Regions from separate parts of the Mus musculus genome. Here region 2 is linked to region 1. The links are chromatin loops, found by intact Hi-C in ENCODE. Cell type or tissue: left cerebral cortex. All regions are shown on one strand. Links, peaks and the distances in the headings refer to the core of each region. The heading gives the core; the rest is flanking DNA. Region 1 overlaps Clca1 (chloride channel accessory 1). Region 2 overlaps Clca3a1 (chloride channel accessory 3A1).

What was found. A loop is a pair of places that touch in the nucleus more often than their neighbours do. Peaks named below come from ENCODE experiments on the same cell type or tissue, not always from the same donor. Only the 100,000 strongest peaks of a DNase experiment are listed, where the experiment ranks them.
Region 2: it touches region 1 in a loop (3-fold over the local background); 8 of 42 quality-filtered maps call a loop at or near these places.

The regions. Positions count from the first base shown.
Region 1 is chr3:145,023,530-145,031,869 of GRCm38, forward strand. Clca1 (chloride channel accessory 1) reads right to left here. Exons shown (of 14, transcript NM_017474.2): 2 at 4,342-4,482; 3 at 3,766-3,913; 4 at 997-1,102. Among named protein-coding and RNA genes, the nearest start is that of Clca1, 5.1 kb to the right of the region's middle. In left cerebral cortex, for the core only: a CTCF peak has its summit at 3,473 (motif pointing left); a DNase peak (open chromatin) is centred at 3,462.
Region 2 is chr3:144,733,140-144,741,479 of GRCm38, forward strand. It overlaps Clca3a1 (chloride channel accessory 3A1), which reads right to left. Exons shown (of 14, transcript NM_009899.4): 12 at 4,724-4,891; 13 at 3,778-4,017. Among named protein-coding and RNA genes, the nearest start is that of Gm34866, 10 kb to the right of the region's middle. In left cerebral cortex, for the core only: a CTCF peak has its summit at 3,887 (motif pointing right); a DNase peak (open chromatin) is centred at 3,905.

The DNA.
Region 1 (8,340 bases), core at 112-8,111:
ACTGTGTTTTCCATTGAATTGTTGCCTTGAGTTTTCCACTAAATGTTTGAATGATTTATTGCTAATATATGGAAAGCACCTGTAATATCCCCTTGTGTCATGTCCCTTTGTCCCTTTCCCTTGACAGTTTGGCCTTCCCTTTATGATCTTTGGTTTTCTGGATGGAGCTCTCGTCTGTGTAAGCGTCACTTTCTCTCTTCCCCTCTGGTGTCATGTTTTGCCCTGCCTCAGTTTAATGTGTGACTGAATTGGATATGACTTCCTCAAATAAACAGAGACAGCTGTGACTACACTCTTGTCTTCTTGCTACCACTGTCCCTATTAAACTGTCCCTAGCATTTCTCTATTAAATATGACACAGACTGTTGGCTCACATAGATATTATGTAACATATGACAAGAGTAACTTCTGGGCTTACAAATACTTAAAAGGTTTGTTTGTAAGACAAGGGACTATGGATATTGTTAATATGTTTTGATGAGTTTTCCCTTTAAGGGGGCATTGCAGTCATGTTGTCTAACATGCTCCCCAGATGTGGAAGGGGGAACAAACTGATAGATGTTTCTAGATCTTGAAAGCCCTGAGTACAAAACAACTTCGCTCTTAAGCAAGGATCTGGTATCTAATGGAAGGGAAGCTCAGAAAAGACAAGCAGGAAATATAGACAATGCGGGGTTGGAATGATGCCGCTGGCTGAGATTTGAAAAAATCAAAGCAACATGTGCTCATGTCAGCAAAGTGACTCTGGGATGTGATCTGTGTGACCTAGAGATACAGGCAGAAATGCCTGGCAGGCTGTGCCTGGCAGTGACTTACCAAGTAGGAAACTCAGTTAACAGAACCACTTGTAAGAAAAATTGGTCATTTTGTAGAAACATAAAGAGTGTCTTGGAGATCAAAAAATGAGACAGAAAACTAGTATTTTAAAAGCAATTCCAGGAAAGTTTGGTTGCATTTTGGAATCGTTTTGGTGATACAAAGTCAGAAGATGCATACCTCACTGCTTGGGGTTTTCCTTTGGATAAGTAGAACTTCTCGTCGTTGTTGTATTCATTAAACACTCCCCATCGGAAGTGAGCCCACTCATGGACAAAGGTCCTGTCTGGGAGACAAAAGTCAAAGAGCTGAAGATAATAAACGGGAAATAGCCCCACACAAGAAAGAACCTTCCTCTAAATGCTTATTTTGCTTTGCTACATTATAGTTTCTAAATAATAAAATTGGAAGCTTGATTTCCTGAGGGTGACCTAACATGACAAGTACACAGTTCTGTACAATACACATATCTGTTTTGACTTATCATGTGTCCCTGGCATGATCTGTGAGAGCGAGGGAATTATTCATACCCTGGTCAGGCAGCTGACCTACAACACACTGCTTGGTCTTGTTGAGGACATGCAGGATCAAAGAACTGCCTTGCAGCACAAGGGTTAATTACAACTCCTTAGAACAGCTTGTGGGTGCCTGAGCACTTCACCTTGGCCTGCTCCCTGCTCTTCACCTTGGGCTCTATCATCACAGCAAATTTCTCAGGATTTTGCTGTAGGCCAGTCAGACTCTCTACGCCTCTGGCTCTTCTTTTCACAGGCTTTTTCTTGCTGGCGTCTCTCACTGTCTCTACAGTGGTAATTACTGTTCTTCTCTCAAAACCAAGCTTCTATCTAGGACTGGTGGCCAGGGTCTGTAATCCCAGCTATACAAGAGGCTAAAGTAGAAGGATCATTATTAGTTTAAGGCTAGACTTAGCAACTCTTTGAGATTCCGTCTCCAAAGCATTAGGGGAAAAAATTCAGCCTTGATTCATTCAACTGACATCCTAACATGCTCAGATCAGACTAGGCACTCCTTCTTTGCAGTTCCATTATACCCCATTATTTGATGCTTTGCATCTTATGCTGTCATCGAAGCTTATCTCTGTGAAGAGAGGCAATACAATTTATCTCCTGTCATATCTGGGCACATCATATCTAGAGATTATTAGGCACACATTATGTATGTTATATTTGAGTGACTCTTAGTGACTTACATGTATCTTTTTTTTCTTTTTTTTATTACATAATTTCCTCAATTACATTTCCAATGCTATCCCAAAAGTCCCCCATACCCTCCCCCCCTACTTCCCTACCCACCCATTCCCATATTTTTGGCCCTGGTGGTGTTCCCCTGTACTGGGGTATATAAAGTTTGCGTGTCCAATGGGCCTCTCTTTCCAGTGATGGCTGACTAGGCCATCTTTTGATACATATGCAGCTAGAGTCAAGAGCTCCGGGGTACTGGTTAGTTCATAATGTGACTTACATGTATCTTACTGTTTGAATTATAACTCAAGGTGGGCTGAGTTTAGATATCTAGGTGAGAGGACGACTCGGAGGCTCAACTCCGATCTCCTGCTATGCTCCTAGGTTTTGCACTGAAATTTCCTTCAAGTTCTGAAAAGGGAACGACTGTCTGATAAAGGTAATGGAAGTCTTTGAGGGCAAAGGACTGGGGTTATGGTATATAAAGGAATCATTTAAGGGAATGGTATGATACCCAGCTGTGGTGGCTAGAGTGAGGTCAGGACGGAAAAGCACAGTTAGATCAATTAACTCAACACATACTTATTGAATCATAGGTCAGGAATCTTCTGTTCTAGTTATAAAAATGAAATGGAATATTATAGAACAAAGAGACATGGTTCAGACCATTCTAATCAGTGATAATAATTTTGGGGTTGGGCACACAGAACCAGGACCTGCCTTTTCCTCATTCTGGAGCAGTCTAATCTTTTTTAGCCATTATTCTTTCAACACTAGTAATTCAGTGACTAACCACATTTGTGTGTATATATAAAGCACATATGTGGATTTTGAATACTTCTTTTGAAAATTGCTCTATATAGCTCATATTGACATGATAGTTTATTTTTGTAAGAATTGAACTTAAGGGTCTCCCTGTGCAGTTCAGGTTGATCTCATTCTCAGGATCCTTCTGCCTCAGCTGTATTAGGATGACTGGTGTGTACCACCACCACCACCACCACCACCACCACCACCACCACCCATCCTGCACACACACAGAGGGAGAGAGGGAGAGAGGGAGAGAGGGAGAGAGGGAGAGAGGGAGAGAGGGAGAGAGAGGGAAGAGAGGGAAGAGAGGGAAGAGAAGGAGAGAGGGAGGGAGAGAGAGGGAGAGATGGAAGAGAGGGAGGGAGGGAGGGAGGGAGGGAGGGAGAGAGAGAGAGAGAGAGAGAGAGAGAGAGAGAGGCACACACACACACAGAGGGAGAAACAAAGACAAGCTTTGGGATCTAACCACAAGGTGACTCTGCCTGCTCTGCAGAGACTGGCGTACAGTGCAGCACAATCTGGAAACTTGTTAAGAAGTGAAGAACCTGAGCCTCTCCTGAATTTTATGAAAGCAGGAATCAAATCCTGCTGAATCAGGAACTCAGATCCGGTGAGCCCAAGCACACTGTCGCCATCTGGTGGCTATCATATGAACTGCAGGAAGTCAATCTAATTTAGTCAGGTGAGGCCCATAGATCAATCCATAGAAGTCTAATGCTTCAGGCCAAACAGTTTTACTGCAATTGCCTGGCACTATAGTATTTCATAAATCCAAAATTCAGGCACACAAACAAATGTTAAATTATAGTTCAGAAATACATGTCTCTGATTCTTTGCTTTAAATGAAAAGCTATGTTTAATTTCTAGTTTGTCATCTTCAGGCTTGCTTAGAAAGAGAATACAGTATTTAAATACAGTTGATGTGCTGACTCCATACCTTGTGGCCCATACTGAGTCAGCTTCTTTCCTGCTAAGAAGTCAGGAGTCAGGTGAATCCTGATCCCCTTTTCTCCACATGCTCCTATATGTTCGGTGTAGGGCTCATCATTGCCTAGAGGGCTGGTTGTTGATACAAGGACATCAGCCTGAAATACAATAAAATATGATCATACCATTTCAGCAAACAAATTGGCCTTACTCACAATTGGCAGATTTTGCCACAATTTCATTTCGTTCTTCACTATTTCCCCTAAAACAACCAACCAACCAACCAACCAACCAACCAACCAACTGAACAACCAAGCAACTGAGCAATTGACCAAACAAACAAACACACACACAACTGATCAACTAACGAAATGACCAACCAACCAAACCACCAATCAACCAAATCACCAACCAACCAAACAACCAACCAAACAACCAACTGAACAACCAACAGAACAACCAAACAACCAAATGACCAACCAAACAAGCCAGCAACCAACAAACCAAACAACAGACCAAACAAACAACCAGTAGATCACAGAAGATGTAATAGATGTAAAAAAAAAAAAAAACAACTTGTTCTCACGTTTTTGAAGGTTTCAAGTTTTGGCCTCGTATATTCAGGCTTTGCCTTCCAGCTCTCGGGAATCAAAATGGCAACATTTTTGAAGTAAAATCTTTTTCCTGTAGCTTCAAACAGGTATGGAGAGGCCTGAGTCACCATGTCCTGAGAGGAAAGAACACGCTTAACAACATCACTGAGGACAGATTGAGTTACGATGAATCATTTCAAGATGCATCTGTATTTTCCTTTCAAAAGCCTAGCTAGGCAGGGGACATGGCTTCCTTAATAACAGCAAGCAATCTTTCTGAGTGTTGATCACACCACAGAGCAATGGTGAGCAACACAGACTCTGAAGGCAGATGCTAATCCTGGCTTAAGCTCTTGAGAGCATTAGACACTTTCCAGTTATAAGCTCGGATTTCACCACTTATAGCCTGGGAAATGTCATGACTACTTCACAAACGACATCACACAAGTGACCCTAGGAAGAATGCTTTCTTAGCACTAGTTCTTACTGTCATCTGGTGCCTTCATTGCATTTGATCCTTTGGCCATAAATAAAACTTAGAGAAACTGAGAACTGGGGATATAATTCTCCAAGCCTTAGCACACAATCAATGGTGGAGAGAATATGAGACCTTTACCTGCTGAATCTCATAACAGTTAAGGCAAATCGAATGTTACATGTTAAAGTAACATTCATTTTAGTATAGTATTAAGAGTTAGACTTAAGGAAACAGCATCATTACGTATTTGCAAATTGTGCATAGCTATATTTCTCAGAAATGAAGGAACACCAGTAGCAGGTGCCCCTGCAGGCTCATTGTGACCAGTGTACAGATGATGCTGTAGAAAGAAGGCATTGTGCCAGCCAGGATTGAGACTTAGCATTGACAAGAAAAGAAAAGAACCCTGGTGCTCTGAGATGGCCAGGGGATGAGCCTCAATGCAAAGAAAGGAGAACAGAAGTGACAGGATTAAGGCCAGGAAGTGTCTCTTGCCATGTGCGAGACTGGGTGAGGCAAGTCTGCAGAATGGAGACAGCAGTGTTGTGGGGAGTGGAGTCAGGATAGCAAGAGGCGAGAAACTGGAGTCCGTGACCACAGATGCCAGGTTAAGAAATGCTCATTTAAGTTAAAATGGAATGGGGACATAGGCATGAGGTCTGTCTGTTCGAACAGGAACTATTCCATTATGTAGCTGCTACTGGGAAAAAAATAACAGAAAAACGGGGTCCCTGCAGGAGCAGAGTCCTGGCTGCCGCAAACCTCATGTGGATACTGTGTTCAGTGGAAGAAGGCATGGAGGAGGACTGCCTATCTTGGTTTGGGGAGGTAATACTCAACTACCGATGCAAATCTGAGTCTTGCTCCTGCCCTTCTCCGTGGCTAAATTTGGGGAATTTATTCATGTTCTCCATGCCTACCCTCCCCCTCCATTTCAAATAATGGCAATAAGGAATCCCTTTCTAACTTAGCATACTTAGTGCTTTGCATGTCTGTCCCCCAAAGTCCAGATTTGAACAGTCACTGGGAGAATTTAACATGCTATCTTTCTTCCAAAAATTATTATTTTTTAATTAAAATCAGCAAATGCTTGATGGTTGGGTATAAACCTGACTGTGTTTGAATACCTGAGTAAAATTCCACCCACGAAGCATGACTATTTGATGCTTGCCAAGATGAAGTGCAAGCATGAAGTAAATACTCTTGTCTACATAGTTTAATAGAGGCATGTGCCATCTGCTCTGAGTTCTGAGAGTGTGACATCATATCCACACAGGCGTTTAAACTCTGGCTGAGAGAAGGGCATGTGTGTGGTGTTGTTGATTACCGGATGGGCCCAGTTTTTCCTAGGGACAAGCATAGAATATTGCTGACTCCTGGATCCCTGCACCTGATATAATGTAGTTGCTTGGCAAATATTTGCTATGTAAATCAATGAAAGGCTCATTGACTGACTGAGCAAATTATTGATGAGTCAAAGTGAGACACTAGCACCAAGCCAGCTAGGACCTAGACTCTGTGCATTGAAGAGACACCACTGAAGATTCCCATTGTTATGTGTGTTCTGGACATGCAGGAGGGTGTGGGGTGAGGAGGGAAGGAGAAGTGAGGCAGAGAGAGACAGACAGTGAAAGGAACAGAGACAGAGAGATAGAGGGACAGAGAGAGACAGAGACAGACAGTGAAATGGATACACACACACACAGACAGAGACAGAGAGAAACAGAGAAAGGCAGTGAAACAGAGACAGAGACAGAAACAGAGAGGTTGAGAGACAGAGAGAGAAATAAAGAGAGAGAGAAATTCATCTGTGGGATGTCCTCCCAAGGTTTCTGCATGGAACAGTAGCAGTGTTGATGAGGGCCCGGAGTGGTGGACAGAGCCACTATAGCACCTACCCCTGCACCACATCCGCAGGTGGGAGACCCCAGAACTCTGTCCTGCTGATTCAGGAGCTCTGTCCTAACAAGGGCTCAAGGCAGAGAATCTCTCCTCAAAAGGAAGGTTATTGAAGCAGAGACTGAAGAGGAGAGCAGCAGCTGCAGTCGTGGTGGAAGTCTCTAAAGTCTTCAGATCTGGACATCAAACAGGAGGAGCTGCCTCTTACTAAGCAGGGGCCCTCAGGATACCGTTATAGTAAACTGTGTTCTTGTTGCTCAGAAGGAAGTAGGAAAATCCAACTTAGCTCACACAATTGAGTCATTGCTCATTTTAGAACGTTAATTTAATAACTGTGTTAAGAAATAATTTTTTTCAGGAGGAAACCCACCAAGTAGTGAGGGCAAGTGCTCTGAAGCTCACCAAACTCCCAAGTTGCTGTTATTAAAGATAATGTGCCATGCTCTCCTGGCGCATCCCTGAAACACATCAGCTGGAGACAGAAACAAACCAGCCACATTTCTCCTCCTTCTACACCTTCTTTCTTTCTCCGGGTATCTATTTTATTCTTGCTGTGGCAATCAAAAACTCACTCTAGGTTTCAGATAAATGATCAATTTCAGGCATGAATGAACTTCCCTGGACTGAAGATGGTCTCGTGGCCTTTTGGCAAGGTATGAGGGTTTCCTAGGAAACAGCATCATCCTCGCAACCTCCACACCCTACCCCTGCTTGAGTAATAGTCTAGATAGGAACCCCTGACAGACAAGACGGCTTTTTACCCAAACTCCACTTTCTGGACTTTGCTTCATGAGGCATCGTTGGGAGAATCTTCTGGACTTTTGTTCTAGGAACTTGCTTTCAGAAGGGATAAGAAGATGACCAATGGAGGAGAGGTTCAGGGGGCCCTAACCCTCAGTGCCCAAGTGTTTGCTAGATAGATTCTGAAAGAGAGAGAGAGACGGAGAGAGACAGAAAGAGACAGAGCAAACAGTCATTGCCTTTATTCTTGTGTCCACTGGTAACCTCACCGAGGTCCCATGAATAATTCCCATCCATTTGTCACATAGATTGCCACTAAACAGGACTAAAAGTCATGAACCCAGGAAAGAGGCTATGAGATGTGAGAGGATGCTGATGGAAATGGGAGAGAAGGCAGTGTGTGTGTGTGTGTGTGTGTGTGTGTGTGTGTGTGTGTGTGTGCACGCACGTGCGCACTACTAATCAGAATGCATTATATACATTATGAAATTGTCAAAGAAGGAAACTAATTTTTAAAATGATAACGAAGCTAGTGATAACGTTGCCTAATAATGAAATGTATAAACTAATACATGAAAAAATAACAAATAAAACCCTAAGAAATTGAAAATACAATAAATTAAAACCATTGCTCAAGTGCACCAGGAACACAAACAGAAGGTCATGGACGCAGGGACAGCAGCTACAGTCCATTCGACTTGGACTGTGTCCTAGGTGCTGCCGTGCGTTTTTCATATGCTGCTCACAAAGCTCTGTAGAAGAGTAGTTATCAACCCTTTTTATAGAGCAGGACACTCTCTCCTTACACATTGCTGACCCTGGATGTGCTATGGACAGACTGGGGACTCTGAGTGGTCTGTTAGAAGGTGCTTCC
Region 2 (8,340 bases), core at 65-8,064, 290 kb before region 1:
CCAGTACCACCTGGGTGACCCTTACACATTACCAAGTCCAGCCACAGCACAAGGTACAACTTTGGCTATATCTGGAACACAGCCACTGTGCTTTCAGAAAACACTTCCCAGAAGATGTCACCTCAATGATGCTGGTCTCTTCTTAATCACCGCTAATTTCTTAGCTCCAGCTAACCAGCATCAATAGTCCCAATAATGCAAAGTTTTTGCTTTGGTAGTTCTGGTATCTTGTTAATCACAGCTGATTCTTCAGCCCCAGCTAACCAGAACTACAGAATCTTCACAATCAAGAACAGCAATGGCCCTGAAAAGAGTCTTTAATTTTCCCTCTGAAATTTCACAAACCAGACCTCCATCTTCTGCGGTGTTCTCAACATTATCTTCCAAGCTCCTACACGGCATCCGACAGAGCTCTTAACAACGGATGGATCTTCAAGCCCAAAGTTCCAAAGTCCTTCCACAGTCCTCCCCAAAACATGGTCAGCTTGTCACAGGAATACCCCACTCCTGGTACCAATTTGTCTTAGTCAGGATTTCTATTCCTGCACAAGCATCATGACCAAGAAGCAAGTTGGGGAGGAAAGGGTTTATTTGGCTTACATTTCCATACTGCTGTTGATCACCAAAGGATGCAGGACTGGAACTCAAGCAGGTCAGAAAGCAGGAGCTGATGCAGAGGCCATGGAGGGATGTTCTTTACTGGCTTGCTTAGCCTGCTCTCTTATAAAACCCAAGACTACCAGCCCAGAGATGGTCCCACCCACAAGGGGCCTTTCCCCCTTGATCACGAATTGAGAAAATGCCTTACAGTTGGATCTCATGGAGGCATTTCCTCAACTGAAGCTCCTTTCTCTGTGATAACTCCAGCTGTGTCAAGTTGACACAAAACTAGCCAGTACAGAGTCTCCAAAAAACTAGGGATGCTGAGTCCACAGGACACCTGCTGAGAAAAGCTGCTCTCAGGGTGTGGAACCAGCCCAAGAGAAAGAATTGTGTTGCAGTCCACAAAGATGAAAGGAGTTGGAGATCTGAAGAGCGCTGTGACATCAGACATGGAGATGCAGAGTTTGGAGTTTGCTCAGCTGGCTTTCGGTCTTGCTTTGCTTCAGTGTCTCCCCACTATGAGATTTTGGAATGGTAATCTATATCCTGTGATGTTGGAAGTATGTGATCTTCTTTTTGATTTTGATTTTATTAGAGATTACAGTTAAGAGATTGTAAGAATCCCAGAAGAGGTTCCTTGAATTTTGGACTTTTAACATTGTTGAGACACTATAGACTTTGTGGACTTTTGAAGTTGGACAAAATACATTTTGCATTATGCTATGGCTAGGTACAGCCCCGCAGAATCATATGTTTGAACAAGCCAATGGGGCCAGTGAGTGGAATGTGGTCATTTGAATATGCTTGGGCATGGGACATGGCACTATTAGGAGGTATGACCCTGTTGGAATAGGTGTGACCTTGTCAGAGGAAGTGTGTCACTGTAGGAGTTGGCTTTGTGGTCCTATGCCTTTGTGATGGAGAGAGTCTCTCATGGTTGCCTTTGGATCAAGATGTAGAACTCTTGGCTCCTCCAGTGCCATGTCTGCCTAGATGCTGCCATGCTTCCCATCATGATCATGGACTGAACCTCAGAAGCTGTAAGCCAGCCCCAATTAAATATTGTCCTTTACAATAGTTGCTGTGGTCATAGTGTCTCTTCACAGCAATGGAACCCTAAGTAAGATGATACGTGACCTGCCTTCCACCCAGAAGCCAGTTTTTTATTTAGAAAAAACAGTGGAATTCAGTTTTATATTAGAACAGGGAACACATAATATTCATGTTCAGTAAAGACCATAAGTGTCCTCTGTGACTTTTTATCAAGTTCAGGGAAGGAGCAATGTGGGAGCACTCAGAGACAGGACCTGGGAGGACGACAGATAAGGAGGAGTCAAAGGTCACAGAAGTAGGATGAACACTACGTAAACATTTGCTGAGGAGCTAGTCTGACCTTCACTAGCTCTTAATTCTATGCTACTGTGCTTTTTTAGAGTTTATTTTAATACTTTTTTTTTTATTACGTGTGTGGGTGTTTTGCCTGCCTGCATGTTTGAGCACCATGTGCATGTTTGGTGTAAAGGACCAGAAGAGAGTCCCTTGAAGATGGAGTAACAGAAGATTGTGAGATGCCTTGTGGGTGCTGGAAATTGAACCTGGCTCCTCTGGAAGAACAACCAGCTCTTGCCTGGGGAGCCATTTGTTGAGTCATCGCTATTATTCTTTAATGTGTCTCATCTCCAGTTTCAGTGTGTGTACATGAGGGCCGGAGACTGAATTTGCTGATCTTACTCCTTTGGTCTCCAAGATGAAGGACACGGTCTTAAAAAAATCTTTGTCTTGAATTTTAAGAATGTGGTATGGTTTCCTATTTTAAAAGTTTCTGGCTTGAATTAAAACATTTGCAACTAGAACTAGCTGTTCCAGGTGTTATTCCTGGGCAGTGGCAACCCTCCCTCAGGTGTCTGTCTCTGCTCCTCAACCCAGTCTGTGGTTAGAGATATGCCCCACCTTGCCCGGGTTTTCTGGGGTACAGGAGCAAGCACTCTTCTTTACCAGGCCACTTTTCTAGAGGCTCCCCAAGGTTCAGTTTTTAAATTTTTTAAAACATACTTAGTTTTTCTAACCCACTCTTGGAATGCTCACTGTTCCGGTGGTGAGAATTATAAATGATAAATGCATAAAAGTGTTTAGCTGTACTAATAAGTAGTAAGTTGTGGTTAATAGCTGTCTGAAATGCTTTTTTAAAAAAAGTATTATTTTATCAGGAAAGGAAAGGAGGAGGCTTATATGAGTGTTGACTCACAGGCTGATACTGATGTTAGTAATCTACCTCAGTCATTGATATTGATAAGAAAATATCTTCTTGTATCTTTACATGTGAAAGGAAAACATCTAATGTCCTTTTGGTGTGGGTGTGGACATTTTTTTTTTTTTTTTTACAAATTTGTTTATTTGTTACCTATATGTGGTGCTCAGAATTGAACTGAGGGCCTGTGCATGCCAGGCGAGCACTGGACTCCATCCTATCCACATGGGTTTGTTTTTTAACGTTTTCAGGAAATGTGAAAATGTTTTAGATGTGCGGTGAGAAGCTTTGCCTTTTGAGTCACTCTGCACCTCTGCCCAGGGCCTGGCTAAAGCCTCTGCTTGTGCTTACAACTCAGTTCACCTGATGATTAAGCTGTGTCCCCCTTGCTGCTGTCCTCCACAGAATCCTTGTAATCTATGTAGGTGGATCTATCTGTCTGTCATCTATCTATCTCATTCATCTATCCTAAAGTATCTGGGTGCTTGTGTGTCCTTTTGGTTAACTGTTCTGAGAGTAGAGGTTGTCCCTTAAAACTTGATTGTATTTGAAAACTCAACAATCGCTGAATAGAATTTCCCAAGTGTAGAAATACTTAGAAAATTGTACATTACAACGAATGTAGCAGAAATCTGCTAGTGTTTGTTTTAAAGTAATTTCAAGGTTGTGCAGACAGGGAGCAGAGGTCAGGGACAGGACATTAATATTAGAGATGGTTTGAGAATTTTAAATTAAAATGACAGGAATAACTTTGTCCTATTTCAGCTTTTCTGAAGTTCAGCTTTTACATATAAAAATAAATGAATAATGGCCTATAGAAGACATTCCATAAATATTATTTATAAGTGAGACATTGAAGAAGCTTTGGAAAAATGAAAGATAAAGGGGTGTCTTTCATTACATTTTAAATTCGCCATCAGACTCACCTCTTCCATTGTCGAGAACCTTGCCAGGGGCCGTCCATGTAAGGTGAATATAATCACCTATAAACTCAGCCTCCAGGTCTGTGACTTTACTTGGTGGGAACACACGAGCGTGGTCGCCATCAGGGGGCGCTCCAGACACAGTAAACGACCCTCCAGAGGTTACTCTGTTGAAGTCTTCCACTGTAGCTTCTATGGCTTCTTCTTGGACATCTGGTCTGGGTGGATTCAGTACAATTTTACCTATAAAAAAACACCCCCAGGCATTTGTGACTCTCATCTTGTCTGTTTGTTATCTCGTGCTGACCTACATCTGCTCAGGGCTTAGGTAAATTGACAGCAGACACTGAAAAGTGGAAGAAAGGATTGGATAGAAGGCTCAGTGGTTAAGAACGGTGGCTGTCCTTCCAGAGGACCTGGGTTCAGTACCCAGCACCAACATGGCAGCTCACACCTGTCTGTCCCTTCACTTCTCGGGGATCTGACACCTTCAGATATACATATAGACAAATCACCAATGCACATAAAGATAAATGTTAAAATAATAAGGGGGAGAAAGCTGGCTTAACTATCATTTTGAAATGTGATAAGTTAAAACTAATTTTTGACCCTGTTTTCCCTATCACCTTCTCATGAGATCCGTGGCGACAATACTCGTATTTCACTCAGCTTTACAACTTACCACAGGGTTTGTTCCACAAGGTCAGGAAATGTATTTTTCAGTGGAAATAAAACAAACTGAGGAAGATTGTAACAAATTATGTGGAAATGTCATTTATGCTGGGCCCATTGACATGAATATTGTTTTAAATCACAAGGCTGACTCCATAATTATATAGTTGGGTGGGTGTGACTCTCTATTCAGTGTTTGCTCTATCTATGTATCTATGTATCTATCTGTCTGTCTATCTATCTGCAGGTAAGCCATATCTGTTTTAATACTACTTACCATTTTCCACATAGCCAGGTATATATAAAGACTTGTTCTTCTGTCTTAAGCTCAGTCTGGTTTTGTTTCTTTGTGCCTGGACACGCACTTTTAGGCTGTATCTACCATTTCCATGATAATCTGTAAAGTATCTTGTGTAGATGCCATCATTTTTAACAGTATCAGCACCTTTATAATGAAGCACAGTGATTAGTCACATAGTAAGTTAAAATGAAAATTGATGCTGTTTGTTCGCATTGATGATAAGAGTGTGTCAGAGAGTATACAGCACAGTTAAACACTAGGTCACACTGTTCTGATACAAAGCCTTGCTTGACTGTGTAGTAATGCTGTTTTTAGAAAATATAACTTCCGAGCAGCACCTGGATAGCTAGGGTGCTCAGTCGTCTGACTATCGCCAGCTACCCACAACACCCACCAAGCGATCTTAAGACTTCTGGTGAGTGGAACACAGCATCTGCTCCAATCCAATCGTGCGGGACCTAAGACTGCATTAGTTAGGAAAGCAGAAAACCCGGTCTGAGTAGGGGCACAAGCCCCCTTCGGTCCGAGCAGCACTGGGGTAGCTCGGGCGCAGAGTCGGCTGACTACCGCCAGATACCCACAACACCAGCCACGCGATCTTAAGAATTCTGAGGATTGGGATCTGCCTGGCGCGGGAGCGCTTTGCCTGAGCATGGACAGCAGACATCTCGGTTCCAGGACCCCGCCGAGTGTATCCTGCACAGAGAGCTGGCCATTTTCCCGGCCAGAGGATAGGGATCTGCCCGGCGCGGGAGCATTTTGCCTGAGCATCGGCAGCAGATATCTTGGTTCTGGGATCCCGCTGAGTGTATCCTGCACAGGCAGGTGACCATTTTCCCGGCCAGAGGATAGGGACCTGCCCGGCGCAGGAGCGCTTTGCCTGAGCATTGGTAGCAGACATCTTAGTTCCGGGACCCTGCCGAGTATACCCTGCACAGACATCTTGGTTCCAGGACCCCGCTGAGTGTATCCTGCACAGCTCCAGAGAATACCAGATGGCGAAAGGCAAACGTAAGAATCCTACTAACAGAAATCAAGACCACTCACCATCATCAGAACGCAACACTCCCACCCCATCTAGTCCTGGGCACCCCAACACAACCGAAAAGCTAGACCCGGATTTAAAAGCATATCTCATGATGATGGTAGAGGACATCAAGAAGGACTTTAATAACTCACTTAAAGAAATACAGGAGAACACTGCTAAAGAGTTACAAGTCCTTAAAGAAAAACAGGAAAACACAACCAAACAGGTAGAAGTCCTTATAGAAAAACAGGAAACACATCCAAACAGGTGATGGAAATGAACAAAACCATACTAGACATAAAAAGGGAAGTAGGCACAATAAAGAAAACCCAAAGTGAGGCAACGCTGGAGATAGAAACCCTAGGAAAGAAATCTGGAACCATAGATGTGAGCATCAGCAACAGAATACAAGAGATGGAAGAGAGAATCTCAGGTGCAGAAGATTCCATAGAGAACATTGGCACAACAATCAAAGAAAATACAAAATGCAGAAGGATCCTAACTCAAAACATCCAGGAAATACAGGACACAATGAGAAGACCAAACCTACGGATAATAGGAGTTGATGAGAACGAAGATTTTCAACTTAAAGGGCCAGCAAATATATTCAACAAAATTATAGAAGAAAACTTCCCAAACCTAAAGAAAGAAATGCCCATGAACATACAGGAAGCCTACAGAACTCCAAATAGACTGGACCAGAAAAGAAATTCCTCCCAACACATAATAATCAGAACAACAAATGCACTAAATAAAGATAGAATATTAAAAGCTGTAAGGGAGAAAGGTCAAGTAACATATAAAGGCAAGCCTATCAGAATTACACCAGACTTTTCACCAGAGACGATGAAAGCCAGAAGAGCCTGGACAGATGTTATACAGACACTAAGAGAACACAAATGCCAGCCCAGGCTACTATACCCAGCCAAACTCTCAATTATCACTGATGGAGAAACCAAAGTATTACACGACAAAACAAAATTTACACATTATCTTTCCACGAATCCAGCCCTTCAAAGGATAATAACAGAAAAAAACCGAAAAAACCAAAAAAACAATACAAGGACGGAAATCACGCCCTAGAAAAAGCAAGAAAGTAATCCCTCAACAAACCAAAAAGAAGACAGCCACAAGAACAGAATGCCAACTCTAACGACAAAAATAAAAGGAAGCAACATTTACTTTTCCTTAATATCTCTTAATATCAATGGACTCAATTCCCCAATAAAAAGACATAGACTAACAGACTGGCTACACAAACAGGACCCAACATTCTGCTGCTTACAAGAAACCCATCTCAGGGAAAAAGACAGACAATACCTCAGAGTGAAAGGCTGGAAAACAATTTTCCAAGCAAATGGTCTGAAGAAACAAGCTGGAGTAGCCATTCTAATATCGAATAAAATTGACTTCCAACCCAAAGTCATCAAAAAAGACAAGGAGGGACACTTCATATTCATCAAAGGTAAAATCCTCCAAGAGGAACTCTCAATCCTGAATATCTATGCTCCAAATACAAGGGCAGCCACATTCATTAAAGACACATTAGTAAAGCTCAAAACACACATTGCACCTCACACAATAATAGTGGGAGACTTCAACACACCACTTTCATCAATGGACAGATCGTGGAAACAGAAACTAAACAGGGACACAGTGAACCTAACAGAACTTATGAAACAAATGGAATTAACAGATATCTACAGAACATTTTATCCTAAAACAAAAGGATTTACCTTCTTCTCAGCACCTCACGGGACCTTCTCCAAAACTGACCATATAATTGGTCACAAAACAGGCCTCAACAGATACAAAAATATTGAAATTGTCCCATGCATCCTATCAGACCACCATGGACTAAGGCTGATCTTCAATAACAACATAAATAATGGAAAGCCAAAATTCACGTGGAAACTGAACAACACTCTTCTCAATGATACCTTGGTCAAAGAAGGAATAAAGAAAGAAATTAAAGACTTTTTAGAATTTAATGAAAATGAAGCTACAACATACCCAAACCTATGGGACACAATGAAAGCATTTCTAAGAGAAAAACTCATAGCTCTGAGTGCCTCCATAAAGAAACTAGAGAGAGCACACACTAGCAGCTTGACAACACATCTAAAAGCTCTAGAAAAAAAGGAAGAAAATTCACCCAGGAGAAGTAGACGGCAGGAAATAATCAAACTCAGGGGTGAAATCAACCAAGTGGAAAGAAGACGAACTATTCAAAGAATTAACCAAACAAGAGTTGGTTCTTTGAGAAAATCAACAAGATAGATAAACCCTTAGCTAGACTCACTAGAGGGCACAGGGACAGCATCCTAATTAACAAAATCAGAAATGAAAAGGGAGACATAACAACAGATCCTGAAGAAATCCAAAACACCATCAGATCCTTCTACAAAAGGCTATAATCAACAAAGCTGGAAAACCTGGACGAAATTGACAAATTTCTAGACAGATACCAGGTACCAAAGTTAAACCAGGATCAAGTTAACAATCCAAACAGTCCCATATTCCCTAAAGAAATAGAAGCAGTCATTAATAGTCTCCCAACCAAAAA